3 separate regions of the Homo sapiens genome follow, and regions 2 and 3 are each linked to region 1. Evidence: chromatin loops called from intact Hi-C (ENCODE). Cell type or tissue: OCI-LY7. All regions are shown on one strand. Links, peaks and the distances in the headings refer to the core of each region. The heading gives the core; the rest is flanking DNA. Region 1 overlaps PAX5 (paired box 5). Region 2 overlaps ZCCHC7 (zinc finger CCHC-type containing 7). Region 3 overlaps LOC124902153 (a long non-coding RNA gene).

Region 1 (10,937 bases), core at 1,746-9,745:
CAATCACAAGCACAATTGGGAAACTGAGGCTCAGAGATTGGTCCAAGATTCCAGGAGTAGTCATTGTTGAGTCAGCACTAGAACTCGGGTTGTCTGACTCCTAGGTTGCAAACAGGACAGAGCATGTGGTGTTTAAGGAACGGAAAGAGGTTTGGTATGACTGGAGTGCGCATGAAAAGAGGAGAGTGGAGAGGGCCTGGCAGCCTTGTTAAGAAGTTTGCATAGCTTCTGAGAACAATGGGCAGATTTGAAGGTTAAAACCCTTCAGGCAAGTCATTGATCAGAATTTTCTTTCAGCTGCTATGTGGAGGGCAGACTATTATTTGGACAAGTCAACGACATTGGAGATGGGGACCAGCCAGCAGGCTACAGCAATAGTCCAAATGAGAGAAGAGAGTGCTTGGACTAAGGCAGTAGCAATGGGGATGGAGAGAAATGAGCAGATTCAATGGATATTTAGGACAGAGATGCAGTGACCTTGAGCAAACGCTTGCCATAAGGCAGGCCTTTTTCCGTGGTGACATGTAGAGGCACAAACTTTCTAAGCAGTGAAGATGGTGGAGCCCCTGCTTCCCGCTAATTTAAATTCCAGAGAAGGCCGGGCGCAGTGGCTCACGCCTGTAATCCCAGCACTTTGGGAGGCCAAGACAGGTGGATTGCTTGAGCTCATGAGTTTGAGACCAGCCTGGACAACATGGTGAAATCCCATCTCTACAAAAAATACAAAAATTAACCAGGCATGGCGGTTCATGCCTGTAGCCCCAGCTACTCCGAGGCTGAGCTGGGAGGATGGCTTGAGCCCAGGAGGCAGAGGTTGCAGTGAGCTGAGATCACACCTCTGCACTCCAGCCTGGGCGGTAGAGCCAGACCTTGTCTCAAAAAAAAAAAAAAAAAAAATTCCAGCAAAAATTATAAAATCACAACACTCTCCTTTTCCTAAAGCACCAAAAAGATTTCAAAAGCATTTTTCCATCTTCTATTTTATGTAAGTCTAAGAGAAAGATGTGACTATAATCTCCACAGATGTGAGAAGTGACCTACCCAAGGTCACATGGCTGACAGAAAGATCTAGAATCTAACTCCAGCTCTAGTGCTCTCTGGTACACCACAGAGTGTCAGAGCCCAAAAGAACCTCAAAAATCGTCTGCTCCAATTTCCACATTTTAATATGCGGAAAACAAGGCCCAGAGAGAAGTGACTTGGCCAAGGTCACACAGCAAGTAAAGGCTTAGAGTAGAACCAAGGACTCTACTCCCAGAAAGGTTTATATCAAGGCATTTGGACCATGGAGGTGAGAAAGGACCAGATTAATCCCCACTAGCAATGGTCCAGCCTCCCCCTCCCTGACTGAATGCTGCTGAAGAAGTGAGACTTCAGCTAATGGTCAGCCCACCTGGGCACTGCCACCTCCGACCCAGTTACAAGCATACCAAGCTCATGAATGGCCGGTACACACTGCCCTGCTACCCTACCCCTCTTGTTCCTAACCCTGGACAGCAACTAAGCTGTCCTGGGTCGATGGTGCCACCTGGTGGCTGGTGCTGGGAAGTGTCTGACTCCCTCATCACTTTCGTCCTCCACTGTTCAGTCCCTCAAGAGGCTATGCCTTTCTTTCTGCCTATTTCCTCTCATAGATCAGTTAATTTTGCTACAAGCAATGTGTTTCTCACACATACCTTCTCTCACACCTTTTATCCTTCTTCCTCTCTCAATTTTTCTCAAATTACCTTAAGACATTCTCTTGTTCTCCCTCTCCCACAGTTTATTCTAACACAGGGATAAAATGCCCCAAGGAAGGACTAACACAAATGTTAATTTGTACTAATAAAAATGAAAACTAGAAATTTCAAAGTAAAATTAAACACATGCGGGCACACACACACCTCGCCCCCACCCCCCAACCCTCCCACACACACACATGAGTCAACCAGAAACATTCCAGAAACACCCAGAAGCCCCTGTGGAATCAGAACAAAAATCTCCCCTTTGTCAACTGTCTTTTAGACCTGCTTTTCCTCAAATGCCAGGAGTCAAGATAAATACCAAACCCACTTCTTTATTTTATTTTGTTTCATTCCCAATCAATAGCATTGCTAGGTTTTCTTCCCATCAAAAATATGCCCCAGATGGGGTCTCCAGGTGGCTGCAGGCTAGTACAGAGCTAAGCTGGATGGGGAGAATAGGCAGGGTTCTGAAACACTCACTCCCCAGGCTCTCGGGTGGCACGAGCTGGCTGCTGCTGGCACAGAAGAAAGCCTGCTGGAGGGAAATCAGACCTCAAGCCCTACCAACAATCTGCTGGGAAGGGGAGAAGGCTCGGTAGCTATGTCTTTCCGTGGGAGCTCAACCTGGGATAGAAGCAAGAAGCACTACATACATATCCCAATCGGCTAGTGGAGGATTTCCAAAACCCAGTGTGTCTTGTCACTCCCTCCTCAGCTCAAAGACCTGCCATGGCTCCCACTGTCTTAAGGAGCTAAGAACAGGAGAAATGACTGATGACACCTTTCTTTTAACTGAAACCACTTAATTGCTCACCTTATCTATATGAGTGATAAGTAGGCAAGTTCAGACTTTGCAGCAGCCTGAAGCAGAAATTTTCAAAGTGTAGTCCAGGGAGCCCTGCCAGGGTTGGAAGAAGGGGTCCCCAAGATACTTTCAGGTGATCTGTGAGGACAAAATTATTTTCATTGTTTTTTTATTTTACTTTAAGTTCTGGGATACACGTGCAGAATGTGCAGGTTTGTTACACAGGTATACATGTGCCATAGTGGTTTGCTGCACCTGTTATTTTCATATTAATGCTAATGTGTGATTTGTCTTCTTCACTCTCATTCTCTCACGAGTCTACAGTGGAGGTTTTCAGAAGCTGTAAGATGTGTTCCATCACAACGGAGTGAATACAGCAGCAGCTATGAGAGTCCAGCTGTTTTCTATTAAGCCAGACACTAAAGGGATCTGCAGAACTGTAAGCCAATGCCATTCATACTAAATTTTGGGTTTGGAAGATTCGGTTCTTTCTTATTTCAAAAATATTATTTATGTTACTTGTTTGTTACTGTTATTTTTAATAAATAAATATTTTAAACTTTCATCCATTTTAATTAACCCTCATAAACTAAAGCTCCTTGAAGTCCTTGATAATTTTTAAGAGTTTAAAGGGACCCAGGACCAAACATTTGAGAACTGCTGCCCTACAATAATGCCAAGAGGACTTGAGATGGAACCAGGAGAAACTCAAAATTTTGGTGCCAGAAAAAAACCTCAGCAATTCATTGATCTCCTGTTTTAGATGGAAAAACTGAGGCCCAGACAGAGAAAGGGACAGGAAGAAGGGACACAGCAGGGGCAGGGGTTTGAAGCCTTGTAAATTCTCTGACCCACAGGCTATGCAGCCAGGGATTAAACCATATTCCCAAGCCAGAGAGAAAGGACTGTGGGATTCTCTTCCCCATGGGGCAGCAGGGCATGCAGGGTGGAGAAAGCCAAGGCCATTTCACCTCAAGTTCCAGACCGCCTTGGCAGGGGACTGCCCACAGCAGATGAGACTATATCCCCCTCCATCGGCCCCACCACTCTTTTACTGGTTGGCCCCCAAACTGATTCCCTGAACTGAGATCCCCACATGGCAGCACCCTGCCCTCTCCCATACCCCCAGGGCTCTCCCGAACACCAGTACACCACCCCATGGGAAAAGGAACTGGGGGTAAGAGGAGGGGGAGGGGCTGGGGCAAACCAGGTGCACAAACAGAGAGGGTGGGGGTTCAGCGGCGTTGGCTCTCACGGGGGCTCTCGCTCACTGAATCAAAGTGAAACTTGGGGACCCAGGAGCGAGGAGGAACCGAAACCTGAGCCCCCACCCGTGGGACAGGCCCTGGGCACTAGGGAAAGGCCCCAGGAGCCCCTCCAATTGGCCACCTGGCCTCAGATGCCCTGCGTTACCACAGAGGCCTCCAGCAGTTGTCTATCTGGGTCTCAGCTGAGGTGCCCACAGCTACAAGATCAGGACAGAGATCACAGGGGAGAGTGGCCCGCCAGGCAGGGAGATGGAAACCAGGTCCTCACCATCTCTGCCACTAACTGCCCCCTGCATACCCTTGGGCCAAGCCTGCGCCCTCTGTGCCTGGACTACCCTACCTGCAGGGTATAGAGCACATGACCTGCCAAGGAGTGTGGCTGCTTGGCCACTGCCCTAAGTTCTTGCCTCCGCTACCCTACCCACCTCTGGCCTGTAAGCCTGACTACCCACTTCCCTGACCACACACATACACGCACGCACACTCGGCCCCACCGGCCAGTTCCAGGATCTGCCTCCCATTAGCTTCAGCTGCCACAGGCAGAGACTGAGCCAAACTGGTTTCTTTAGAGTTCATGCTAAGACTCCAGAAGCTCAAAGACCTTCAGGCCAAGGAAAACAGAGCACAAGTGCCGAGAGCAACTTGAGCGGGGAGCGCATGAGAACTCGGGCCCAGCAGCCCCAGATGACTGTTGCCTTGTGGGTTGCCAGGCTGCCAGCTGCCCCAGGGTTGCCAGATCTGATTTTTCTTCCCCAAAGAAGCCAGGCATCCATCCATACATGAAATTTCCTGATTTTGCAATGTTGGTAACTAATTCAAAATCATCATCAATACAGGGCAAGCCAAGGAAAGCATGGCTACCAGGCTGCCAATTCCCCCCTGGGTTCTACGTGATGCCCCCACCACGACCACACCCCAGCAGAACCTTGGTCCTGACTCCTTCCTAGACAAAAAGAGAACTCAGGTAACAACCCACCTCTCTACATGAGGGGACATGTAGACACCTCTCTACATCCAGGGGACAGCACACAGAGGGCCAGGGAGGGGACCTGCCCTTGGAAAGCCCCAGCAGAGGCCAAGACAAAATGGTGGTAACCTCCTTCCTGCCCCCAAAGCCACACTGGGAAAAGGAGATGGAGAGGCTGCCTGTTCACCCATACTCCACACTGGACCCTAAAGAATCCTTGGGTCTCAGCCAGTTGTGAAGGACCAATGACCCAACACTGGAAATCCCCACAGGGGAGTGGGCTGGTTCCAGAAAGCCAGGCCAGGTCCAGGCTCAAGGACAGCATTCCAGGTGGCAGGCCCTGAGTGGGCAATGGCCTGGAGACGGGAAGCTGAGCCAACACACAGGGACTGGAGGCACAGGAGGAATGAGCAGGAGGAAAGGGAGGCCCGCGAGAGAAGGGCAGGGCTTCTCTCAAGAACTGAGGTCAGTGCGGGGGGACGTGTGGGCAGCACCCCATGGGGAGATAAGACTGATGGGGCTGGCTGTCAACAGTGGGGATGGCGGACGGCCCTGTGAGAATGGAGGAAAGGAGGGAGAGGAAAACTGAATTTATCACATCGAAAGGCAAGGGATGCCAAGGATTTTCCACAGAGCCATCCTCTCTCTCTAGGTTTTGGGGGTTTTGCTGTGTGATCTGGGCAGACCGCCTCTCTTCTCTGAGCCTGTTTTCCCATGCGAATGACGGAGCGGGGCGTCTCAGGTGCTCTCCAAGGCCCTTCCAGCTCCCATGGGGGAGTCTCGAGGTCCAGGCTGGTGGCCCCAACAACCCCTCAGACGCCCAGCCCTCCCAGGCCCAGGGTGCTACCCTCTGCCCCCACCCTGGAGGCCTCCACCCCCCTGTGCTCCCTGTGCCTCTCTTCAGGGAAAACTGGGGCCTGACCCTTTTCTTCTGCCATGAAGCAGGCTGGGAGACTCAGCTTCCTAAAGGCAAAGGAGGAGGAAAGTGAGTGGCCCTTCATTCTGCAGCCGACACCTGGGGGCACTGTTGTTCAGCCTGGATGCCCCGGGCTCCCGGCTGCAGGCAATCGGCTTCTTCAGTACTATGGAATCGCTCCGTGGCTCCACAGCTCCAAACAGGAAGGTGGTGGTGGGCGAACCAGCCAGTTCCAGCTGCCAACAGGACCGTGGCTAAAGCCTGCTGCCCTCTGCCATGACGGGCCTCACGTCCTCAAACATAGGCCTCTCCGTGGCCATCTACTCAGCATTGACTACAGCCAGGCCCTGGGGCCACGCCCTTGGCAGCTGTCACTTCACTTCATTTTATTCTCACTGTAACCCACAAGGCTTGCGTCAACTCTATTCGCCAGATAACAAAATGGAGGTGCAGAGAGATTAAGTAACTCGCTACAAGAAGTCCTCAAACCATTTCATCCCTGCCCATGAGCCTGTGCCTTTGACTCAACACCTTATTTGGGGCTCTCCAGGGATCAGAGATCTGTGAACTCTCAATCCCACAGGGGCTGCCTATTACTCCTGACTCAGGAATCCTGAGCTTTTCCACATACCCATCCCTTCTGGGAGCTCTGAGAGGGCTCTCCCCACTTCCTGCTTCTGTTTTCTGCCCTCATCCCGGGAGCAGCAGACAGCATCTATGCATCCAGGGAAGGAAAAGGGTCCTAGGAGAGAAAAGACCAGGACCTGCCCATGTCAGAGGGGCCCAGGGCCCCAGCACGGTCTGTGAGCTTCTGAAGCCCCTTCCCTCTGGCCATAGCTCCCGTGGAGGTCTGCTGGGCAGGGCTGAGGGGGCGTCCAGCCTGAAAGAGACAGGGGAAGAGGGGATTTGGGGAGAGAGAGAGATAGCAAGAGAGAAAGGAAATTGAATGAGTGAATGAGTGTGAGAGAAAGAGAAGAAGGAGAGGGAGAGAGAGAGTGTGTGTGTGAGAGAGAGTATGTACGAAAAAGAAAGCTAGTGAGAGCTAGACCGGGAGACAGAAACAGACACAGAGGAAGGTTCAATAAACAGGAAATAAAGCCAAATAACACAGAATGAGATGCACCCCCAAAGACATGGGGAGAGACACAAAAACAGACAGGAGACAGGCATCCCCAAAAAGGAAGTCATAATGGGAGCACCTGGCTAAATGCCCCCCAACAAACCTCCCCATGAGAGTCTCATCAGACTTGGCATCTTCTGGAAAGGACAGGCCACCTCTGAACCCTGGCTGCCCTTCCTGTGCCCTCCTTAGAAGGTAGTCCAGAGCCCAGAAGGCTGGAAACTCACTTGCAACGTACCCCTACTGCCCAAAAAGAAACCTCTGGCCCCCACAGTCCACACTGGCTGGACAGGTCAGCTTTCTAAACTGGTGAAAGGGATTCGCACTCCGCTGACCTCAGTGTGTTCAGGGCCTTTCAAACTCAGGGCCCTGTGAGTTATTGTGAGGGGGACAGGGAGGGGACCTAAGTGGGGAGAGCGGCGGAAGGAGGTCTCACTAGAGATCAAAAGCCCAGGAAGGAACCCAGGGTCTGAGGCTGCCCTTTCACCCATGGCCGCTATTCACAGCCCTGCCTGCTTTGCCAAGTCTCTCCCTGCCACCACCTCCTCTGGGCCTTCCGGAGAGGGAGGTGCTGACTCAGCCTCCATTCCCCTCACCCAGCAGGATTCCTGAGCCATGCCACAGCTTCCTCGACGAAAGCTCTCAGTTCAAACCAACCAAGAGACAAAGCGACATCTCATAACTGGGTGGCACCCCAGCCTGACCCTCAGAGCCATCCCGCAGGCCTCCCAGGCATCCGTGTGAACCGGGGCTGTGCCGAGAGGCTGCGCTGGGGATAGAAATGATTTGTGGCCCCTGCCCTGTCAAGTCCACATGAGTGGCAGCCTCAGGGTCAGGCAGCAGAAGGGAAAGACAAGTGGGTAGATGCACTTGCAGACACAGTACTGGCACAGAAGCATTGGCCACCCAGGCTAGAACAGGCCTGCCTCAAAAGTCACAGAGTCCGAACCAGAATGTCATCCTTGACTCTTCTGCTCCTCATTTGTCCAGCGCCTGCTCACACCTCTGATGATGGAGAGCTCACTACCTTTCTAAGATAAAGCTTCCATTCTTGGCCCAGCCTGGCTGCTTCTGAAAGCCATATGTTGCATTCAGCCATAATCTGCCTCCTGCAGCTTCCTTTAACCAGCCCCAGCTCTTCCTCCAGAGGCCACAGAGATCTTACCTGCTGCTGAAGAACAGTTCATCTGAGACTTGGACATAGTGGCCATATACCCGAGTCTGGTCTTGGAGGCAGGCATCCTAGGAAGAACTCTAGAATCTCTATACTGAAAGGGCCCTTCGCCAATCCACTGGCCTAACAATATTCTAGTTAGTTTGTTTGTCTTTGCTCCAGAACTCTACTCGGAGCTTTCTATGGAAGCCCAAAATACCAAACAAAAGCACCCTTGACTGAGGATAGTAGAGGTCCCTCCACTCACCCTCGTTACTAATTGTGAACCCTCTAAAGGAATGTGACTGATCCACTCTACCAAGGAGCACTTACTGAGCACCTACTATGTGCCAAGCACTTGTATTAGAGCTGTGTTGTCCAATACAGCAGCCGCTAGTCCTATGTAGCTACTGTGCACTTGAAATGTGGCCAGTACAATCGAGGAGCTAATTTTTTTATTTGATTTGATTTTAATTTTAATTTTAAAATAGAAGCAGTGTAAAATATTTGTCCCACTAAACACAGCTTTATTGTTTTGGTAGGACTACATCTAACTTTAACTGTCAAACGTTTCGCATCCAAATTGAGATGTACTACATGTGTAAAATACACACCAGATTTCAAAAACTTGGCAGCAAAAATAAGAGAAAATATAGCATCAAATTTTTTATATGCTGACATGTTGAAATGATGATATTTGGGGTATACTGGATTAAATAAAATATATTATTAAAATTAATTCCACTTGTTTCTTTTTACTCTTTTTAATGTAGTTACTAGATCATTTAAAATTACACGTGGCTTGCATTCTGCTTCTGTTGGATAGTGCAGGGCTAGTCACTGTCATGTTATCTTTTTACCTGAAACACTCAGCAGAGTGAATGTTTCTTGAGCATCTGAGACACATAGCTCAAAACTATCTCCCTAAATGCTTCTAGACTAAATGTTCGAAAGCCTCCGTCAAAGTCTAAGCCACCCACATCTCTCTACCTCTCTCCCTTTCCAAATCCTGCCGTGCTGGTCCTCTCCCTGCACATGCTCACCAGAGTCCCAGACTTGGCACAATCTCTCTTGCCTTTGATTGGAATGCCCTCTCCTCCCTTTACCCAGCTCTCAAATGCCACCTCCTATGAGGAGCCCCCAAGATCCTTTTGGTCAAAACTGGCCCTCCCTGCCTTACTCTTTCCCCCAGTGTCACCTCACCCACTGCCCTCCTCATCAGAGGAATTTCAGCTTGCCAGTCTTGCTCGCCACCTTACCCTCTGTGGTTGGATCCTATCACCCGTTCACCTCTGCAAGATCTGGGCAGGAGGGTGGCCCCAGGAAATGCCCTCAGAGCAAAACTCAAGTCTAAGCTGGGGATGACTGTGAACTAGGCAGCAGAGTAAGCAACTCCACCTTGCAAAGCCTCAGTCACCTCATCCGAAAAATGGGCAAGGACCCTCAGCTGTCTTCCTCTTAGCTCTCCATTGCCTCTCTTACCCCATGATTCTTCTCTCAGGCTGCTGATGGTACCGCACTGGAGGCCAGAACCCTCACAAATCCATGGTTTGCAGCTGCCATGGGCCAGCCGGCCAGTGTGCCTGAAATATCCCTGTTTCCCCAGTGGCTGCTTCTTACTTTCTCTGCTCTCCTCCAACCTCTGGCCTTCAGGTCTCACTTCTCTCTCCGCATCCAACCTGCTAATCATGCCCTTCTGATTGAAACTCTTCCCCATACTGGCCCCAGGCTCTGCCCAGCCCCAGACTGCTCCGCCTCCAAAGCGCATCTCTGAAAGGGCTGAGGGACAACAGGTAGCTGGAAAATACCAGGGAACTGAGGCCTCAGGAGCACTCCAGCTCCTCCTGACTCCCCAGTCCATACCAGCTGTATGGCTGTGTAGCCTCCATCCCCTCCCCTAGTAAAACGGAAGTGACAGTCTCTGCCTCTTTACCTCCCCCTAGGGCCACTGCAGGAATCCAGAGAGATACAGAGAGAGGATGGGAAACATCAGAAGGGGGCACTTATGCAATACCCCCGACAGACACTTCCCTGGTGTGAGCCCGGCCATTGCTGCCCACCCCTGGGATCAAACGTGCATACTCTCAGTGGTGTGGGGTAGGAGTTAGGGGGAGGCTCTGGTTGATTGGGTTTGTCCCCCACTCTTTCCACTCCTATAAGCTTCCAGGACCATCAAGTCATTCTCCCTTCTACCACAGACCACTGACTGGACTGCCCCCTAAGTCTTCCTGAGGATCAGGACTCTACCATATATATCAGAACTGGAAAGATTTCAAAGATCACCCAGGCCAGGAACAGTGGCTCATGCCTGTAATCCCAACACTTTGGGAGGCCTAGGCAGGCACATCACTTGAAGTCAGGAGTCCAGGATGAGCCTGGGCAACATATCAAAACACCGTGTCTATTTATTAAGAAAAAAATTTTAATTAAAAAGTAAAAAAGATCATCCAATACCACATCTGATTCTTGATACTCTGTTGGCAGCCCAACAAGTGGCCACTTAGTCTCTGCTTACATATCCCCAGAGATAGGGCACTCATTACCTCCCGAGGCATCTCCTTTTATCCTAGGCCACTCTCATATGTGCAACTTGGTTCTTTTTAAACTGAGGTGAAATCACCTCTGCATCAGCCACACACTTTAAGGCCATGCAATGAGATCTCATTCCTTCCTCCTTCCATGTCAGCCCTCCAAATACTTGAAGGCAGCAATCCAGTCTCGCTTATTCTGCTCTTCTTTGTGCCAAAATATCCCTAGAGGCTTGAGGTGTTCCCAGATGCTGTATCAGATCCCTCTTCGCCCAGGACACAATCCCATTTGTCACCGTCCCTCTTAAAGGTCAATACCCCCAAATGGGCTGCAGTCCTCCTCCGGGCATGATCTGAGTAGTACGGAGTAGTCAAGACCAACACCACCCACATTCTGACCACGCTATACCTTGTAAAGGAGCTTGAGGGGCAAAACCATGACTGCTGGTCAGACTG
Region 2 (10,937 bases), core at 879-8,878, 310 kb after region 1:
GCTTTATCAAGGTAATGGAACTGACTTGAAGCTTGATGTATCTTTATTTGCTTATAGTTGTCTTTAACAAGAGTAGTAGATGGCTTTTATTTAGCAGTGAAACAATTTTTTTAATTCTTGATTTTTTTTTCCCTTAGGCCCAGATAGCTAATAACCGAACACCTGGAAGATGGACCCAGCGGTACTATTCAGCCAACAAAAACATTATCTGTAGAAATTGTGACAAACGTGGTCATTTATCAAAAAACTGCCCCTTACCACGAGTACGTGAAATATGCTTTGCTTCTTTCCACATTTGTAAACTCAAAATCTCAAGGGTGAGGCTGGGCACGGTGGCTCATGCCTGTAATCCCAGCACTTTGGGAAGCCGAGGCAGGTGGATCATGAGGTCAGGAGATTGAGACCATCCTAGCTAACATGGTGAAAAACCCCGTCTCTACCAAAAATATACAAAAAATTAGCCGGGCGTGATGGCGGGCGCCTGTAGTCCCAGCTACTTGGGAGGCTGAGGCAGGAGAATGGTGTGAACCCGGGAGATGGAGCTTGCGGTAACAGAGATCACACCATTGCACTCCAGCCTGGGTGACAAAGTGAAACTCTGTCTCAGAAAAAAAAAAAAAATCTCAAGTGTGAAACCCTATAACCTTAGAATTCAAATCTTTTTATAGTATGTGTGTTAAATTTCATGTAGCTTACAGCCTAGTGTCGGAGAAATAATAATAAATTTGGAGTCAGAAAAATGTGGAATCAATTTTAACTTATCATTACTAGTTGTATGGGCAAATCATTTAACCCTCTGTGCTTCTTGTTTTCTTGTCTATAAAATGAAAAGATTGAATCAGATGATTCCTGAGACCCCTTTCACTTCTAAACCTTGTACTTCATAAGATAGCTTATTTCAATGTGAGATAATTTTTATCGTTAGAAAATTATAATTTGGGGCATTTTTAAATGTTTATTAATGTAAGTTACGTTAAGCAGGTACATCAACCTTTGGAACAACACAGAACTGAAGATCTTAGACGTTTCCTGACCAGATAATTAGCTCTTAACAAACATTTCTTCCATTTCTCCTTCCTCTTCCAAATGACTGCTTTTCAAATAGTTCAGACACCTCTTATGCTCCTTTTTTGTTCTTGCTTCTCCAGTCAAAACAGCTTCTTCTGTATCTGTTCCTCCTATGACTTAGCTTCTAGATATCCTCCTCATTCTACTTTCCCTCTTACATACCTTTCATTTTGTCAATATTCCTATAAGAAGAGGCATAAGGAATATATGCCAGCTGCTAGTATGTACAGACTAAGCCTTTTTGGCAAACAATATACATACAGTGTTTTGGACATTTTGTTTGATTTTTACAGTTGTGCTCAGGATTCTACCTTTATTGGGATCTCAAATTAGAAAAGATTTTTTTATGGGATTATATTGAAAAACAAATACTAATCTTCTACCTTTTGAGACTGAAGAGATTTTATGTTTTTTTCGCCACATAGAAAGTTCGTCGCTGCTTCCTGTGCTCCAGGAGAGGACATCTCCTGTATTCCTGTCCAGCCCCCCTTTGCGAATACTGTCCTGTGCCTAAGATGTTGGACCACTCATGTCTTTTCAGACATTCCTGGGATAAACAGTGTGACCGATGTCATATGCTAGGCCACTATACAGATGTGAGTATCCTGCATATAACTAATTTGTCAGGCTTTGGAGGGAGTGTGCAAGTTTGTAATTAATGTGCAAGTTTATAACTATCAGTCAGCATACCTAAAGGAATGTTTACTCCGTGAGATATATATATATATATATAGTCATGTCCATTTTGTCACTGAACATGTATATAAAGCAGTGCTCTAAATAATATAGGGGTAAGGAGCCTACTGAATCAGAAGACAGCATCAAGAGATAGCATTAATAAATATTTTAAGCCCATTCTAGCCCTTTTTCTTTATAAGCTTGTTAAATAAAGGCTGAATTTAAAGAGGTAATAAATAACATGTAAAATTTGTGTATTCATATTTATTTATTTATTTATTTATTTTTTGAGACATAGTCTCACTCTGTCACCCAGGCTGGAGTGCGGTGGTGCAATCTCGGCTCATTGCAACTTCTGCCTCCCGGGTTCCAGCGATTCTCCTGCCTCAGCCTCCCGAGTAGCTGGGGCTACAGGAGCATGCCAACACTCCTGGCTAATTTTTGTATTTTTAGTAGAGACGGGGGTTTCACCATGTTGGCCATGCTGGTCTCGAACTCCTGACCTTAGGTGATCTGCCCGCCTCAGCCTCCTAAAGTGCTGGGATTGCAGGCGTGAGCCACTGCACCTGGCCTATTTGTGCATATTTAAATGAAAATATATGCACAATTAGCAGTTATATACAGATGTTTAATGGAAGCCTATTTTGATGCTTCTTTTTTTATTTTTATTTTATTTATTTATTTTTTGAGATGGAGTCTCGCTCTGTTGCCCAGGCTGGAGTGCAGTGGCGTGATCTCAGCTAACTGCAACCTCCAACTCCTGGGTTCAAGCGATTCTCCTGCCTCAGCCTCCCGAGTAGCTGGGATTACAGGCACGTGCCACCACACCTGGCTAATTTTTTATTTTTAGTAGATACGGGGTTTCACCACGTTGGCCAGGATGGTCTCGATCTCCTGACCTCATGATCCGCCCGCCTCGGCCTCCCAAAGTGCTGGGATTACAGGCATGAGCCACTGTACCCGACCTTTTTTTTTTTTTTTTTTTTTTTTTTTTTTTTTTTTTTTTTTGGAGACAGGGTCTCGCTCTGTCACGGTGGCTAGAGTGCAGTGGCATGATCTTGGCTCACTGCAACCTCTGCCTCCCAGGTTCAAGTGATTCTCCTGCCTCAGCCTCCCAAGTAGCTGGGATTACAGGCGCCCACCACCATGCCTGGCTAATTTTTGTATATTTAGTAGACAGCAGGGTTTCACCATGGTCAAGCTGGTCTCGAACTCCTGACCTCAGGTGATCCACCCATTTCAGCCTCCCAAAGTGCTAGGATTACAGGTGTGAGCCACCACACCTGGCCTGATTCTTCTTATCAATGATTTTGCTGGTCTAATAGTCTAAGGAAAGAAGGACAAGGCAGCCATTACTTTAAATTGCAGCATATTAAAAATGCTGTTTTGGACACTATTTGCATTGTATTGTTGTAAATGTATATGGAGTTTAGTCATAATTTCAAAGACCAGAGGGCTGTTGAAATAAGCAAATACAGCTTTGATGTGGAATATGTAGTTTTCTACATTCAGTTTACCCTAATTCCTAATGAGTGTCTCATTAAGAGTCTTTCATTTTAGGTCTTAATTGCGTTTCTTACTACATAGTAACATATGTTTATTTTATATTAACAGCTAATCAGTACAAAGTCATTTTTCATCCTCATACCTAAGTGGCAATTCTAATTGATTTAAGGGGTATTTATGAAAGGGGTGTCTCTCATTCTCTTTTTTAAAGCATTACTTACCTATTTTTTAAAATAATAAAAGTACTTTAATATGTACTTCCCCAAAGTCATGATACGAAAGCAGAAATATTTTTCTAATTTTATTTATATTGAAATACACCTATAGTCTTTTTTCTTACAGCCCTTTTTAATGCATGTCTGAAATACACCTATAATCTTTTGCTCAATAAATTAGTATGGCTTTCTGTTGAAATGAATTTCAGATTAAAACAGATTAGAGTATGAGTGTTTGGTATATATATGTATTTCTCATGTAAATAACATGACAATTATTTATTGTAATTCCACCAGCAAATTTATACTTAAATTGTTACCCATTTTTTAAACAAACAGTGGTGCATTTAATAATGTTTTGGTAAGTCATATTTTATAAATGGAATTGTGAAATTAAAAGACGTACACTTATGTCTGGATAAGTATTGTCAAATTGCTCTTCTAAAAGATTGTACCAATGTATCTACCTACCAGCAGTGTTAAGAGAAATGAGCACTGCACTCATCAACATTAAGTATTATCAGTCTTTAAAATTTTTGGCTGGTCAGACCAAAAAATGATATTTTATTGTTTTAATTTGTATTTCTTTGGTTATTAATAAAGTGGTATATGGTTAATTAATTTGAATACTCTATTCTCAAGGCTATATAGATAGAAGTTGTCATTTCATTCCAAAGTACTTTAGTCTTATTTTTTAGTGTTTACCAAGTCTTAAAAATGATAAATCCTGAATTGTCCTAGCATTATGTTGTTGTCTGCATTAAGTTGTCAATTATAATTTTCTTAGCAAGATTTTCTAGTTTGGCAGTTATCTTTAATAGCATCTGTTTTTTTTTTACTGTTTTCTTCCAAAGAGCTCTGACAAATATGGTCTTATTTGCCTGTGATAAAGAAGGGGAGTAAGACATTATCATAGGCAATTTTTTAAAAACAAGAAACTGTACTACAGAACAGTTAAAAATTACTTGTAAAAGGTTATATAATCATCTGTGTTAATTCTATAGGCCATTCCTCTTAACTTCTTGATTTTGGCCTCTAATATATGTTAAATTATTATCTAAAATGAGAATTAATAATCCCAATGAATGTAGGTTTTTTTAAATAAGATTAAAATCATGGTATGCTCCTGTAATATCAGCTGCTCAGGAGGCTAATGCAGGAGGATCTCTTAATCCCAGGAGTTTAAAACCTGGTGGCTCACACTTGTAATCCTAGCACTTTGGGAGGCCGAGGCAGGTGGATCACGAGGTCAAGAGATCGAGACCATCCTGGCCAGCATGGTGTGAAACCCAGTCTTTACTAAAAATACAAAAATTAGCTGGGCGTGGTGGTACACACCTGTAGTCCCAGCTACTCAGGAGGCTGAAGCAGGAGAATCGCTTGAACCTGGGAGGCAGAGGTTGCAGTGAGCCAAGATCATGCCACTGCACTCCAGCCTGGCAACAGAGTGAAAGTCTGTATCCAAAAAAAAAAAAAAAAACAGCCTGGGCAACATAGTGAGAGCCTATCTCAAAAAATAAAATAAAATAGGGTTGGGCTGTGACCAGCTTCAGAGAAGGCAGTACTCTTTTCCCCAAATCTACCAGTATCTACTATATTTGTTGTAATTACATGGCGAAGGTTCTGGAAGCTGGTCTTTGTAGCCTACACACCTGGTGTAGGATTCCCTCGCAGCCCAGTCAAGCCTGGGCTCTACTGACTCCTTGTGGCAAGGCTCATAGTCCTTCCACCACCCCAGAAACTTCATGAGAATTCACATGGAAGCCGAGTCATTCTGGCCCCATGTTGTTGGAACTGTACATGCTTTAGGTCTGTCTTGAAACCTGGGCCTCCACAGAAAATTTGTTTCCTCTGCAGCCCTATCAAATGCTTGCTGCTCATCTTCCGTGACCCTGAATCTTAAGAGATGATATCAGCCTCTTTCTCACATGCCATGGCTGCTTTTAAGTCATTACTCAACCCTTTTTATGTAAATACCTTTGGCTTATTTAAGGCTTATACCCTCTAGCAATACTATCCTCTACCATTCTTTGTCATTTTCATCTTCCCACCTACTGGACTTTCTGCTCATTCACAGAGGATTTCTAACCTTTTATAAATTGACGATATTGAGAAACTTCCAAGGCTGGGCGTGGTGGCTCATGCCTGTTACCCAGCACTTTGGGAGGCCGAGGTAGGCAGATCACTTGAGGCCACAAGTTTGAGGCCAGCCTGGCCAACACAGCAAAACCCCATCCCTACTAAAAGTACAAAAGTTAGCTGAGTGTGGTGGTGCACACCTGTAATTCCAACTACTGGGAAGGCTGAGGCATGAGAATTGCTAGAACCCAGGACGCAGAGGTTTCAGTGAGCCGAGATTGCACCACTGAACTCCAGCCTGGGCAACAGAGTGAGACTGTTTCCAAAAAAAAAAAAAAAAATGAAAGAAACTTGCCCTTTTACTTTATATATTCCCATAGTCACACACCTAGACCTCTGTTTGGCCAGATTACCAGATATATGTATGCAAAGAGAATTTGTAGTGAAAACTGTCGAGTCATATTCAAATCCTTTCTGTAATGAAAAGCTTTTTCCTAAAATCTGTTGGAAATTGCTCATTGGTTAACTACTTCTGTAAAAGTATTTGGTTGAAATTCCAGAGTTTTATGAGGTGAAGGATAAAAAGATGGCTCAAGGCCTACTAAAGTCAACCTGCATCATTAGTCCCTTTCAGAAGACAAGAACCTGGATTATGGAAAGAATCCTGTTTCTGAATCTGCTATAGTTTCTCTCCTCACTTGCCAACAATTTTTAAATATACAGAGAATTTTTAAATGTCTGTATACCTTTAGCTTGCACACAGAAACCTATTCTGTGAGCTATCTCTGACATTTCCAAGATAACAACAGCCATACATAATTGTGTGTTTACTGTGCTGGAGGAGTGCTTCATTCACCACTATGCCCTTAGCATATAGTAGGTGTTCAGTAGATTTAATCCTCATAAGCAGGATATGAAGTGTAGGTACTATTTATTACTCCTATTTTACAAACTGAAAACTGAGACATTACAAGGTTAATAAGTCTAAGGTCTAAAAGCTAAAATGATGCTATACTTTATGACTATGTGGAGAAAGCTTACATATTGGCAATCAAGGAATCATCAGTTTATCTCCTACTCGGAGGATCTCTCAACTTTCTTTCTTAAATATGCAGATATTATAGCTCTAATAAGCAACTTTAATATAACACTCATGACATTGGGGCAACATAGTGAGACTCCCACTCTTTACCAAAAAAAAAATTTAAAAATTAGCCAGGCAGGGTGGCACGCACCTGTAGTCCCAGCTACTCGGGAGGCTGAGATGGGAGGATTGCTTGAGCCCAGGAGATCAAGGCTGCAGTGAGCTGTGATCACATCACTGCACTCCAGCCTGGGTGACAGTGTAAGACTCTCTCTTTTTAAAAAAAAAAAAAAAAAAAAATCAATATATTATAAAACACATAAAGAAAAATATTTTCCAAACAAAAATAAATTTTACCTTAGGTTGTCAGCACTTTAAAAAACCCCTGGGGATCAAGAAAGCAGTATAGAATGTTGATTTTCAGATACAGAGCCAATTCTGTGATACCATAGAGCTTTACTGCTCACAAGAGACCATTGCAGCTTCAGCAATCTTTATTAATTGTTCAGATTGCCATCCTTTTTTATTAAAGCATAATGACTGAGTTAGTCAGTGTCAGATATAATCAAAACCCAAACCTCCTAAATTTCCTACCTTTATTCAGCAATTTTTTTCTCAAATTCCCTGCTCAGTGTGTTATCCCAGTCCATGCTAAATAACTGTTAAAGTCTGATTTTTTAATACAGTGGGAGAAAATAATTCATAGAACATATTTCACTTGATTCCTTTATTTATTTATTTTTATTTTTATCTTTGAAACAGAGTCTCACTCTGCCGCCCAGGGTGCAGAGGTGTGATCTCGGCTCACTGCAACCTCTGCCTCCCAGATTCGAGCAATTCTGCCTCAGCCTCCCAAGTAGCTGGGATTACAGGCATGAGCCACAACACCTGGCCAATTTTTGTATTTTTAGTAGAGGTGTGGTTTCACTATGTTGGCCAGGCTGATGTCGAACTCCTGACCTCAGGTGATCTGCCCGCCTTGGCCTCCCAAAGCGCTGGGGTTAACAGGCGTGAGCTACTGCGCCCGGCCTTTTTACTTTTTTGATGCTAGAAAAATGCTCCCATATCAGCCATATACTACAATATTTTTCACAGTGCAAAAGTTTATTTTAAGGAGAACTCAGTTTAAACTGTGTAGTATTTAACATACACGTGAGTGCTCAATGATGTTTCTTCAATAAATATATATGTAAAATTGAAAACTAATGTCTTTTATTTAGATTTTTATTAAACTTGGAGATTTCCAGCAGGAAATACAAAGCATCTAGTACAAATCATTTCATACTTGTCAAATCCAGAATGGAGAGTTACTAGAGCATTATTTTTGTAAAGGTAATTATTTAAGAAACAGGTATTTATTTTATTTTTAGTGTACTCCAAGGAGCACTGAGTAGTATTCATATGATTTCCTCCCCTTATCCTTTCCACAGTCTTACTCAGATATGACTGGCCAGAAATAAGAATGGCTGAAACATATTATTGTGCTGAATAACTAAGCCAAGATTTGAATTTAAAGACTTGCTTAATTCACATATTTTGTGTAATGGCGGTTCTACCTTTATTCAAAAACATCTCCAGTGTTCTACCACCCAAATAAACTTTCTACATTTGTTCATTTAGCAAAAATTTGCTGGTTGCCTCTTATATGCCAGACAGTATTCCAAGTACTAGGGGAAAAAAAGATGAATAAAACATGATCCCTGCCCTTGAGGAACTCAGAGTATAATAGGAAAGGTGGGTGTGTTAAGAACAGTGTAAAGTGTAATGTGAAAGTACATCAGGGTGGTGATAAATAAAAGAGTCTTAGAAGACTCTAAACTTAGTGACTTGCAGATGATGCATACCTAGAAAATGTAGAAAGTGTGACGTAGACCTAAGAAGGGAGCCAAGTAACTGTGTCTTTTTATTTTGACATGATTATAGATTCACATGCAGTTTTAAGAAATAATATAGAGGGCTGGGCGCAGTGGCTCATGCCAGTAACCACAACCCAGCCCTTTGGGAGGCCAAATCTGGAGGACTGCCTGAGGCCAGGAGTTAGAGACCAGCCTATGCAATATAGTGAGACCCTATATCTACAAAAAACATTTTTTTAAGAAATGATAAAATTAAGATTCAGATAGCAAATAATCATGAACAAGCTAATTTCCCTGCTCAACTTATTTGAAGAGAAACCACTGATATATTCAAATCTACTTAATGAAAATGAGAATGCATAAATAAGAATAAATAATTAAAATTAAAATGCCGCCTCCCCAACAAAGTAACTTAGATGTGTAAAATCACGATGTGAGGAAGGAATGAAGGGGAAAAGAAAAACTCATCTCTGAAAAAACTAAAACACTAGAATTATATTATCGTGATAGATTGGTATGTACTTTCAGATAAATATGTAGTTCTGCTGACAGTGTGCATTACACCTACCTTTGGAAATAGGAAAATCAGACTTTGGTTAGATATATGTACTTTGTTCCACCCACTTTTCTCAACATTTTAATGTTATTTATAGGTAATATTGGAGCAAGAGGGCAGGCTGCAATTGATTGATTGTCTTACAAAATTGTTGTATAGGCTTACCAAATGTTTATTTAACTGAGAGATCAGACTACTTCAAGAAAGTTAAGTTGATTTCTATACTTGAAGGTCTCCTCCTGTCTTCTTGATGTACACAAAACTCACGATAATGTTAGTGAAAATCGCATACATGTTCATTGTTCAGGGAGTAAATCCCAAAATCAGGAATTAATAATTTATTGGAACTGTTACCAAGCCACCTAATAAATGAATATCTGAAATTTTCATGGTTGCAAATGTATGTGACCTTATGTAAATAATTATGTTCTACATTTTAAACTTGAAGGCATATGGTACAGTTTGGTTCAATGTCCCCACTCAAATCTCAAGTCGAATTGTAATTCCCAATGTTGAGGGAGGGACCTGGTAGGAGGTGATTGGATCATGGGGGCAGATTTCCCCCATGCTGTTCTTGCAATAGTAAGTTCTCATGAGATTTGATGGTTTAAAAGTGTATGGCACCCTGCCCCTCATTTGCTCTCTTTCTCTCCTGCCAACGTGAAGGTGCTTGCTTCCCCTTCAACCTCCACCATGATTGTAAGTGTCCTGAGGCCTCCTCAGCCATGCTTCCTGTTAAGCCTGTGGAACTTGAGTCAGTTAAACCTCTTTTCTTCATAAATTACCCCAGTGTCAGGTAATTCTTTATAATAATGTCAAAATGGACTAATACAGTGTATAACTTAGCACATTTAAAGTTTGAAGGAGAAACCAGTTCTTATTTTAAATTGTACTAAATGGTTTCCTTTCTAGTCATTTCTAAGTAACCTGAAAATTCCTCCAATCTTTTCAACTCTCCGTATAGTACATACCTCCTTGTCTAGTATTAGTCACTTTGAGTGGACTTAGCAGCTTACTAGCAAGCTTATCTTGTCTTTATAGAAAATGTAAGAATAAATGTGTAGAAGATAGAGATAATTCCCATTCTGCAGACCCTTACCTTTCATCAAAGGAAGGGAAATATTGTCTACTTCTAGCCTGCCTTTATAAACTTTATAAGCTCTCAACATTAAAGGATAAATAAACTTTAGTTTTTCACTGAGAATCTTATGGCACTGAGGAATGGACTGACTTACTCTTCAGTCCAATCACATTTGGGAAGACACAGGTCTCTGATGTATAAAGCAGAAGGCCACTAAGAATTTTATTAAATTTCAAACTTATTATATGCCACCCCTTTTTAAAACTAAATCCAGGTATAAAAGTCCATCATGTAGACTTGAATTTTACTATTAAATCCACTAATACGAACAAATTCTGGGACATAATTATCTGAGTTATGAATTGAGAGTGAAAATAAGATCCTCATTAACAACTCTAAGGCTAAAAGATTCACCAAATCTTACAGAATAAGGTCAGTGCTGCTGACCTTTATAGATCCCTGGATGTGGTGGGAGTTGCCTATAGTCCTAGTACGTGGGAGGATGAAGCAGGAAGATCACTTGAGCAAAGGAGTTCAAGTCCAACCTGGGCAACATAGCAAGACCCGATCTCTTTTAAAAAAAAAAAAAAAAAAAAGTATACATTCCAGACAGCTTTCTGATTGGGTTTTGAAAATCTCCCTCAAATTACACAGCAGTGAAGCAATGTACACAACTGGGAAAGCTTTTTAACCTCTAAAACTATTCAAAGACTTACTTATAGGGATCTGTTTGCCAGCATACTAATCAATTCTGTGTATGATTTTGTTGTACTAATCAATCCTAGGTATGATCTGGTCGAACCCAATATGCAGT
Region 3 (10,937 bases), core at 1,747-9,746, 380 kb after region 1:
AACTGGGCATCATAGCCTAGCCAAGTTGACATATAGAATTAGGCATCACAGTGGTCTTTATCTTGAATATGGAAACTGAGACACAGACTGGCAAACTGACACAGAAGCTTGGCCAAATTAGAATTCCTAGAACCCGGTACCAGGCCTACCAGGTAACTCTTGTGTCTTATAGTTTTATATTATTTATTCCTGCTTTTTACATAAAATTTACCATAGACATAACCAGACTGAATATCTATGGGTAGATTGTGCCGAATGCTGATGCAAACCACTCTATTTTGGGGAGGAAAGAGAGGACTGACGTCAGGTCAGGCCCACAGGTAGAGACACAGACTTTGGCTTGGTGCGAAGAAACACTTCCAGACTGGAGTTTCCACCAGTGGGACAGGCTGCCTGGGACACACACAGCTCTTGGTCCCCGGAGGCGAGCAACAAAAAGCTGAGCCACTTAACATGGTGCTGTGAAGGAGATCCAAACATCCAGCCAGCATGGACCAGGGGCTGAGAAGAGCCTCCCTCCGAGCCTGTATGAATTCCGATAACCCCAGATACTAGAAATGATCCTCACAATTAACTGCATCCTTCAGAAAAGTCCTTGCTCCTCTCCCTACCCCTTCTCCACCACCAGGGAGCCTGTGGAGATTGGAGCAGAACGGGGAACCTCCCTGAGATGGAAGCCATCTGCAGGCCCCACTCACTTTTCCTCCACTGGCGCCCTCTTGCCTGCCAGCCTACCCTGGTTAACCTTCCTGGGAGGAGAGCTTGTCAAAGTCGCCTCCGCCTCAGCCTCCTTTCACAACCCTGCCTCATCTTCCACACCAAGTCTCAGGGGGCCTGCAGGACCCACCATCATCCTGGAGAAGTCATGGGTCGCCAGCCACCTGTCTCCTGTGCCTGCACCCAACTAACCATCGCTTCCTGCTAATTTGCATTGACAACCTTCCTGCACTTGGCTGCTCAGGGGAGTTTTCTGGTTTTATCTCCTCAATTAACTTTGGCCTCCTGGGTCACTCTGGATTTCCCACTGCAGACCTGGCTGTGGAAGCCTGCCTATATGCTCCAGAGGATTCTTGTCTTTTCACGAGCCCTCCCTTCCCATCTGCAAGCCAGGCTGTGCACACAGCAACATCTTGCAAGGGAGTCTCGGCCATGGCAGGATTTTTGAAGTTCTGGTGGGTGTCAGAGCTGCAAAGGGCCAAAGGACTGTCTAGTCCACTCTAGCCCACCCGACTTTGCCTCCTCTCCTCACTTCACAGATGGGAAATTGAGGCAAGAACTGAGAAAAGGCTTGCGGTGGTCATACATCAAGTCAGAATAATGGCCAGACCCAGGCCTTGGTGCCCCCTCAACCCCCTCACACTCTCTCTGCCACATTTTGTCAACAGAAAACAATTTGCAAACTTCATCAAGTTAGGAGGGAGTGAAAAATGTGTTTAAATATTGAGCTTCAACAGCCTTGTTACTTCTAGGCACCTTCAGCTATTTGCAAGAATCTCTGGGCATAGCATGAGCCGGGCTGTGGCATGGGAGTGAGGGGCTGGATGGAGAAGAGGCCTCCCTCCTGGGCCAGGAAGCCGACTCCCATCCCCTCCTTTAGCACCGTGGACTGAGCACCTCTAAAATAACACCTCCCATGGAGTTACGATGCGTCAGGGAGCAAATGAACTCTGAGATGCAGGAACTAGACCTGAGGACAGGAGGAAACTGGGAAGGGAGTGGGGAGCAGCAGCAGAGCAAACAGAAAAGATGCCCGAAGGAAGCGAGTTCCTAGGCCACCAGGGGCCAAGACCCCAGCACGTGCTATAGATTATCTTGGGGTTCCCAAGAGAAAGAAACTCTCAAGATCAGAAAGTCACTGTTGTCTTGGAGGACTTTCAGAGATAATGAAGTCTAGAATGCTCTTGGTACCTATGGGGAAACTGAGGCCCAGAGAGAGCCTCGCATCCCATACTGAGTTGGGGGCAGAGCCAGGACTACTGCCCAGGCCCGACCCCAGTGTGAGACTCTTTCCACAAGGTGGGGAACCAGGGCGTGGGAGCAGGGTTTGCAGGAGACCTGAAGGAGGGGACATCTATGGTTGGGTGTTGAACTTTTTGGAGCCCTAGAGGCCAGTGAGGCAGAAACACCACAGAGGAAAGCTGGGGTTTCTCTGTGACAACAGACTCTTGTGGTGCTATGAAGAAACTGGTGTGGTTGTGATGAGGAAAGAAAGGCTGTGAAAGTGAAATTTCCAATTTGTGAGAGGAGGAAACTGCAAATGTGTTCTCCATCCCATGCAAATTATCTGTGGCCTTTTGTCCTGCACCTGCAGCGGCTCACAACATACACAACACCAGGGCTCAGACAGGGCTCAGGGTCCCGCAGAGTCTGAACTGGGTCTTCCAGCTCCAAACACAGCAGGAGCACAGGGGCAGAGAAAGTCTCCCTCCAGCTGTGGGGGTGTCCTGAGATGCCTGAGCTGCACCTGTAGGGTGTCTGCCCTCCCAAGGGCCTGCCAGGATGAGAACGGGCAAACCTGGCCAAGGTGACCCCATTAGGGACTACCCTCCTAGGGACAGCACTCAGGGCCGTTCCCAATCACCCCGGATTTCCTGTCCTGCTCGTCTCCTGCCACACCTCCTTTTGATCTACCCCCAAGACACCCCTACCTTTTTATTCTGTGAAAATTTACTCATGCTGTGGGCCCTGCTGGAAATGCCCTCCTACTGTTTCCCCAAACCCCGTCAGAAATTCCACGGGGAAACTCCCTTCCCTTCTGCTGCAGGCACCGTCACTGTGTCTCTCAGCTCTGCCCCCCAGCCTCTGAGTACCACCTTATCCTAGCCCTTAGCTACTGGCTTGTCATTGTCTCTTTACGTTCTCAGCCTCCCACAGAAGCCTGGGAGCTCCTCGAGGGCAGGTATCTGATTCATCTCTGTATCCCAAAAGCCCAGCGTTTTGCTTGGCACCCATTAGAGGCCAGGAAGGGCAAACCTCCTGTCAAATCCCGGGGGAGATGTTGCTAATCAGTCCTGAACACCGTTCCCTTGGAGACTCAGGCTTCTCAACGTGGTGGGTAGGCCCTGCCTGTCAGCCAGGACCTGCTCTCCCAAAGGGGCGCTCCAGAAATGTGTGACTCAGTTCAGCTGGAAGCTCCTGGCCCCTCAGAGGTTTGACGCCAGCCCTCTGGTGTGTGATTTCTGAGATACCAAGGCTTACTTCCTCATGACGCCCGCATGCTGCCTCAGCTTCACTCCTGAGACAGTCCAGGCAGGAAGCACAGAACTCCTCTCAGTTCTGTACTCACACTCGATATTCACACTCATACACACGCAAGTATGTACACATGCACATATGCACACTTGCACCACACATGCTGCCACATACACAATAACACATGCACACGCTTGCTCACACTTGCACACACACACAAATACACTCCCATCAAATGTTTTACGGGATTCAGGAGTTTCAGTGAAGATTTGGGGCTACGAGGACAGGTTACATGACACTGGGCATAGCTTCCCACTGTCCTTGCAGCTCCCCCTACCCACTCTCTCTGTCCTCTCCCCCTCAATTCCCTCCATTGTTCCAGCACTGCCCCACCTCGGTCCCAAATTCTCATCCCTCTGTTTTATAGAGCCATTCTACTGTCTGCTCTGGAGTTGGGAACTGTCCATACCTGTGCCTGCAGATCCCAAACAAGGGAGTGTTTCCCAAAGAGGCATTTGAATCACATGTTTCTCCGTCTTGCTTAGTATCATTATGAACAAATGAATGGCTGTAGCAGAAGAATGTCTTGTCACAGCTCTCCATTTCCCATTCTAAACTAACACAATTCTGGCCAGACATAATGGCTCATGACTATAATCCCAGCACTTTGGAAGGCTGAGGTGGGAGGATTGTTTGAACCCCGGAGTTCAAGACCAGCCTGGGCAACATAGTGAAACCCCCGTCTCAGTTTTTTTAAATAAAAGAAAAAAAGGAATAAACACAATTCAGTGACAAATCTCTTGTTTTGGGCCCTACTCAGTGCCTGGCACTGTGCCAGACACTGCAAATACAGAGACAGTAGCTCCCCCAAGAAAGCACCACAGTGCCTAATAGCAAACACACACACATAAGCAAACACTAGGCTGGGCACAGTGGTTCACGTCTGTAATCCCAGCACTTTGAGAGGCCAAGGTGGGAGGATCACTTGAGCCCAGGAGTTGGAGATCAGCCAGGGCAACATAGACCCCATCTATTAAAAAACAAACAAAAAAGCACGCATGGTGGCCCATACCTGTAGTCCCAGCTACTCAAGAGGCTGAGGTAGGAGGACATCTTGAGCCTGGAAGGTCAGGGCTGCAGTGAGCCATACTCATGCCACTGCACTCTAGCCTGGGTGACAGAGCAAGACCTTGTCCCAAAAAACAAAACGAATAGTGACAAGTGAAGGATGTGACTGAGGCCATCCTAGAGGTAGAGAAACAGCCTTTCTGCTGTGATATGAAGGACAGTCAACTTTCCAGGTGAGCAAGATTGGGAAGGTCATCTCAAGCAGGAGGAGCAGCACGTGCAAGGACACAGGAGTGCCTCACCTATTCTTGAGCTTCATATAAATGGAATCATCCAGTGGGTACTCTTGTCTCTGACTTCCTTAGCTCAGTGAGTCTGTAAGATTCACCCATGGGGAGAATACTCTAAAGCTTTGTTTCAAACATTGAGAATTGGGGAGCTAACTTGGAGGAGCCCAAACTCAACACAATAGTTTCCTAATCACCCCACCACAGAAGCAGGGCTCTCATGAAAATTAGCTTTTATCCTCTTCTTGTAAAAGCTTCCACAGAACCTAAGCCTCAAGGAGCACAATGTATAGCAAGCTCCCCCACCGCCTGCACTGAGCAGCAAGAGTCTCACTCTAGTCCACAACTTAAGATGTTCTATTAAACCCAGGGTGGATTTTCTATGCCCAGTGGTTTTCCATTTTGTCTTTTAATTTTTACTTTAAGGACTTAATTTTAACAAAAGAGCCAAATTACCACCAAGCTTTGAAATGAACTTTAGAGGAGTTAAGAACAGGCTTTGGAATATGAAGCTTTAATGAATATTGGAAGACAGTAATTAAACAGCCACTGTGCCCTGTCTCATGCTTTACAAAAGGCAAGGAACAGAGAGATCAAAGACTGGAGGTGTTTGCTTCGGAACCACTGGAACCACCTGAGGAGATTTTTTTTTTTTTTTTTTGAGACGGAGTCTCTCTGTCGCCCAGGTTGGAGTGCAGTGGCATGATCTCAGCTCACTGCAAGCTCCGCCTCCTGGGTTCATGCCATTCTCCTGCCTCAGCCTCACAAGTAGCTGGGACTACAGGTGCCTGCCACCACTCCTGGCTAGTTTTTTGTATTTTTAGTGGAGACAGGGTTTCGCCACGTTAGCCAGGATGGTCTGGATCTCCTGACCTCGTGATCCACCCACCTCGGCTTCCCAAAGTGCTGGGATTACAGGCGTGAGCCACCGCGCCCGGCCCACCTGAGATTTAAAGTCTCCTGTGCCCAGCCTGCACCCCCAGACCAATGGCATCGGAATCTGTTGGATGGGGACACAGACACCACAATTATCTCTTAAGCACTCACGTGATTCCAATGTGCTTCCAAGGTTAAGAGTTTCTGGATTGATTGACAGTGAAGTGATGAGAAACTGATAAAGGAAAACGGGTGAAGCTGAAAGAGAGAGGTCTTCACACCAAAATACAGCTCAGCTTTGGAAGGAACCGAGAGGGCTACACCCAAGCCTGGTGACACCAAGGGACATTTCCAACCTCTGAGGAAGGAGTTCTGTTATGGGCTAAATTATGTTCCCCCAAAATTCATATGTTGAAGTACTAAATCCCAGTACCTCAGAATGTGACTGTATTTGAGGCTGGCCCTATAGAGGGGTGATTAAGTTAACGTGAGGTCACTATGGAGAGCCTCAGTCCAATCTGACAGGTGTTCTTAATACATAAGAAGAGGAGACCGGAACACACAAAGAGACCCAGGGGTGCACAGGGACCACATGAAGAGGCAGCCAGAGGGCAGCCACCTGCAAGCCAAGGAGGAGGCCTCAGCGGAAAGCAACCCTGCCGATGCTTTGGTCTTAGACATCTGTGGATGACGTCACTCAGTGTTAGTTTGGTGTAGCAGCCCTTGCAAACCAATGCAAGCTTCATTTCAGCACTTTGGTCTTATGTCTAAAGAGTCTTCTCACAAGGTTACTTCTTCAGCCACTTCTCGGACTCTTCCCTAACAACTAATGAGGATCCCCTTAAATACTGATCCACTAAGATGTTCACAGAATATTCCTGATAATTATGGATAGTGGAAATGTTTGACAATGAGAGAATGGAGAAGTAAATGATAGCAGTCAGTTCAATAGAGCATGAAGAAGCCATTAAGTTATCAAGATTTTTTTAGCCTCTTCCCTTGTCTTCTAACAAGGTCTTTTTTTTTGTTTTTTTGTTTGTTTTTTTTTGAGACAGTCTCACTCCCATCATCCAGGCTGGAGTGCAGTGGCACAATCTTGGCTCACTGCAACCTCTGTCTTCCTGTTCAAGTCATTCTCATGCCTCAGCTGGGATTACAGGCATGTGCCACCATGCCCAGCTAATTTTTTTTTTTTTTTTTAGTATAGACGGGGTTTCACCATTTGGCTAGGCTTTCACCATTTGGCCAGGCTGGTGTTGAACCCCTGACCTAAGGTGATCCACCCACCTCGGCCTCAAAAGTGCTGGGATTATAGGCATGAGCCGCCTTGCCCGGCCGACTTAAAAAAATCTCAATAGAAGGCCTGGCGCAGTGGCTCATGCCTGTAATCCCAGCACTTTGGGAGACTGAGGTGGACAGATCACCTGAGGTCAGGAGTTCGAGACCAGCCTGATCAACATGGTGAAACCCCGTCTCTATTAAAAACACAAAAATTAGCCGGGCGTGGTGGTGGGCACCTGTAATCCCAGCTACTCAGGAGGCTGAGGTGGGAGAATCACTTGAACCCAGGAGGTGGAGGTTGCAGTGAGCCAAGATCACACCACTGCACTCCAGCCTGGGCAATAGAATGAGAGTTCATCTCAAAAAAAAAAAAAAAAAAAAAAGATTTTTAAAGTTGCACTTTCAGCATGATCTCTCACCTACGCAAAAACGCATTGAAAATGCCCTTCAGTAAGCGGATGGGTAGGTAAGTTCTGAGGTATTCACAAAACAGAATCCCACACCACCTGCAACAACATGGAAGAATCTTACAAACATTGAGCTGCAGGGAAAAGAAGTCAGACACAAAAGATTCCATTTCCCTAAAATTCAAAACAGCCAAAACTAAATCTGTGCTGTTAGTAGTCAGGATAGCAGTTCCCTTGGGGAGACCAGAACGGGGTACAAGGGAACCTTCTGGGGTGCGGAAAACGTTCTGTGTCTTCATCTAGGAGATCAAGACCCTCGTCCTGAGACCTCCTAACCCCATACCAGGACACTTGAGTATGTGTCTACTTTCTTTGCCCCCAATGTCTAGGTTACCTATAGGTAGTCCTGCCTCTCCAACACATATGGGGACACCCACAGAGAGTCTTTAGCTTCACAGTTGGTGCCTTGACCTACCCATCTGCATCCTAAACCCATACAAGGATGTATAAATATAGAAAAATGTATTGAGTTGTAATTGTACTTTATGTAGGTTAATGTCAGTTTTTTTTAAGTGTTTTAAAAGGCAGTGTAAAAGAGCTGGAAGTTAGTATGTACACAGATGGCCATGGCATTCAGCTGGGGCTGGTACAGGGTCTGTGGGACTGGTTAGGGGTGGGGCAGGCGGCTCAGTTCTGACTTGGGTTGGAAGAGTGGAATCTGGGCAGGCTTCCCCTAAGGAAGTGGCTCTTAGATGAAAGCAGAATGAATGGGGGGAAAAGCATCTCAGACAGGCTTGTTCAAAGGCTCATAGGCAGGCCAGTGGAGGAGTCATCCAGGCTGAGAGCACTGGTCAGGGTCGGAACATGGTTGTGGTGGGAGAGGAGATGGATAGGACAGAGACAGGGACACCCAACTGCAGATGAAGTTGTCTGATTCCAGGAATGATCCCAGCATGGCTGACCAAGGGTGGTCTGTGCTGTCGATGATCTCAAAGCGGGGTCGGGTAGCCATGCCAGCTTGGGGCACAAGGGAGAAGATATGATGTACCACAGTCTAGATGATGTGGTTGAGGTCCCAAGTCACTGTACGTGAGAATATTGATGGGTAAACCAAGGCACAAGCTGGAGAGCTCAAGACTCTGTGGATGTGGGTGTGTGTGTGTGTGTGTGTGTGTGTGTGTGTGTGTAGGAGAGAAGGTAAAATACATAGGTAGGTAGACACAGTGTCCTGGGATAGAGTGAGGGGATATCAGGACAAGGTCATGAGTTGAGGCTTGGAACCTAGGGCAGCTTAGGGGTTCTTAGCTGATCTGGTTTCCCCTTGGGTTTTGTTTCGTTTTGTTTTGTGAGTGCGTGTGTTTAGAAATGGAGCCTTGAGGCCGGGTGCGGTGGCTCACACGTGTAATCCCAGCACTTTGGGAGGCTGAGGTGGGCAGATCACCTGAGGTCAGGAGTTCGAGACCAGCATACCCAACATGGCAAAACCCTGTCTCTACTAAAAATACAAAAAATTAACCGGGCATGGTGGCAGGTGCCTGTAATCCCAGCTGCTCGGGAGCCCGAGACAGAAGAATTGCTTGAACCCAGGAGGCGGAGGTTGCAGTGAGCTGAGATCACACCACTGCACTCCTGCCTGGGCGATAAGAGTGAAGCTCTGTCAAAAAAAAAAAAAAAGAAAAGAAAAGAAAGAAAAAGGGAGGAAAGGAAGAAATGGGGTCTTGCTACGTTGCCCAGGCTGGCCTTGAGCTCCTGGGCTCAAGCAATCCTCCCCCTACAGCCTCCCGAGTAGCTGGGACTAGAGTGAGTTTTTTGCTTTTAAATAAGATCAGATTGGAAAGGATTCTTGGTGATTCTTTTCCTTACTTTATGATTTGTTTTGTAATGGCCTTTTCTTGCCCCCCACCCTCACCTCATTTTACAAAGGGCAACACTGAGACCCAGAGAAGGGAAGAGAGTCATAAGGGAAGGGAATGTGGCTAAATCTCCATGGACCAAGCATGCAAGGGTTTGAGGGTGTCTGCAGCTTAGTCTGTGCCCGAGGCTGGGCTGTCAGGACCAGGACCTCATAAGACATCTGCCCCCTGCCACCGGCCACCCGGGAGGCCCTTGAACCAGTTATTTTGGGAGTGCCATCTGAATAAGATACAGAAATGTGCCATTGTGTTTACGAAGATCAGCAGTAGTTCCTTCTGAATCTTTTCGGGGTATTTTGGCTGGGTTTTTCTTAATTATCCAGATTAGCATTAGGTAAATTCCCACATGTAAAGACGTCTCATCTTCTGAAAACAGTTGTCAATGTGGAAGTGGACTTGTGGCTGGCTTGCCCCCTAGACAATGAATAGGCAGAGGACACTGAGACCCGGCCAGCCCCATCCAGCCCCATCCAGCCCCACCCTTCAGCCTATGAAGTCATTTCTCACGGCATAAACAACACGGACTCTGCAAATGCAACTCTCTCCTTAGTGTTCAAGTACAGCATTTGTTTCCATGATGAATCGGGACCCCAGTGATTATTTCTCTCCCCACAATGTGGCTGGTTCCGGATGCTTTTGGGCCACTGCGTGGGACCTCCAAAGGAAGGCAGGAGAAAGGGATGTGCCTGAATCAAGCCATGAGTCTGGGCGCCACTGGCCCATCCACCATCCGGGGAGGCTTTCCACGTGCAGGATGCGCCACCGAGGGCACGGCCGCCTCTCCCACCCGAGGCCTTCACTCTGCCCTGTCTTCCCCCGGTACCCCTTTCTCCCGTCTCTGCCCAGCCAAATCCTGTCATGGTCAGCGGCCGGCTGCAGCGCCACCTCAGTGAAGCCTTGGGGGAGACCATGCCGTCCCAGCGAGGGGTACAGTAAGGATGCCACAGTCACCCCACCCTCGGGGCCACCTCATCCCGGCACTGGCACTGGCACTGTCCTCTGTGGCTCCCAGCACTTCACACATTTGTATGCTTTGCTTCAGAACAACAAACACTAAAGTTGCAGAACTTTATTTAAAAATGAAAATAAAACTGCCTGATTTATAAAGACACGTATATAGATGTTTGGGAATGTATGTGTGTATACATATGTAGAGAGAGAGCATATAAATAAATTTATATATATATATATATATATATATATATATATTTTTTTTTTTTTTTTTTTTTTTTGAGACAGAGTCTTTCTCTGTCACCCAGGCTGGAGTACAGTGGCACGCTCTCGGCTCACTGCAACCTCTGTCTCCTTGGTTCAAGCGATTCTCATGCCTCAGCCTCTTGAGTAGCTAGGATTACAGGTGTTGGCCACCACGTCTGGCTAATTTTTTGTATTTTTAGTAGAGGCGGGGTTTCACCATGTTGCCCAGGCTGGTCTCGAACTCCTGACCTCAAGTGATCTGCTTGCCTCAGCCTCCCAAAGTGCTGGGATTACAGGCGTGAGCCACCACACCTGTCCTATATTTATATATTCTATATTACCTAATATAAATATATAAATGTTGATATATTCTATATTACATAATATAAATTTATAAATGTTTATATAAAGAAATATGTCTTTGCATATTCATAGAAAGAAATCTGGAAGAATACACACCAAACTGCTCCTCTTGCTTATCTCTGGCAAGTTGATTTTGCTTTCATATGAAGCAGTGTTTGAATTTGTTACAGGAATGTATTAAGTTTTTAAGCTCTTAGCCAATATTTCTGAAGATGAAAAGTGTCCTGGATATGCATCTGTCTTCTCTCTTGCTGGACAGTGGGAACCTGCCTCTGTCCTCTAGGCTGGGTCACAGAGCAAAGTGGGCAGATGTTTGTGAGATGAATTACAGAGAGTGCAAGGATGAGCCCCAG

Evidence for each region. Hi-C counts contacts between places; a loop is a spot of excess contacts. Peaks named below come from ENCODE experiments on the same cell type or tissue, not always from the same donor. Only the 100,000 strongest peaks of a DNase experiment are listed, where the experiment ranks them.
Region 2: a loop joins it to region 1, with 3 times the contacts of the local background. A loop is called at or near these places in 11 of 110 quality-filtered maps.
Region 3: it touches region 1 in a loop (2.8-fold over the local background); 12 of 110 quality-filtered maps call a loop at or near these places.

The regions. Positions count from the first base shown.
Region 1 is chr9:36,990,232-37,001,168 of GRCh38, forward strand. All of the region lies in intron 5 of PAX5 (paired box 5), which reads right to left. Among named protein-coding and RNA genes, the nearest start is that of PAX5, 39 kb to the right of the region's middle. RefSeq lists enhancers at 3,420-3,469, 4,780-4,939, 4,970-5,029, 5,080-5,149, 5,860-6,019 and 4 more. In OCI-LY7, for the core only: CTCF peaks have their summits at 5,797 (motif pointing right) and 6,008; DNase peaks (open chromatin) are centred at 2,880, 3,850, 5,800, 6,050 and 2 weaker places; H3K4me3 peaks cover 2,879 bases; H3K27ac peaks cover 7,538 bases.
Region 2 is chr9:37,304,051-37,314,987 of GRCh38, forward strand. It overlaps ZCCHC7 (zinc finger CCHC-type containing 7), which reads left to right. Exons shown (of 9, transcript NM_032226.3): 4 at 138-263; 5 at 1,494-1,664. Among named protein-coding and RNA genes, the nearest start is that of LINC01627, 85 kb to the right of the region's middle. In OCI-LY7, for the core only: CTCF peaks have their summits at 5,184 (motif pointing left) and 5,383; a DNase peak (open chromatin) is centred at 5,151; H3K27ac peaks cover 3,278 bases.
Region 3 is chr9:37,369,014-37,379,950 of GRCh38, forward strand. The region is part of intron 1 of LOC124902153 (a long non-coding RNA gene); the gene reads left to right. Among named protein-coding and RNA genes, the nearest start is that of LINC01627, 20 kb to the right of the region's middle. RefSeq lists enhancers at 820-969, 5,939-6,048, 7,675-7,974, 9,219-9,468. In OCI-LY7, for the core only: CTCF peaks have their summits at 2,033, 2,232 and 6,020; DNase peaks (open chromatin) are centred at 2,198, 3,138, 4,850 and 6,068; H3K4me3 peaks cover 2,715 bases; H3K27ac peaks cover 7,856 bases.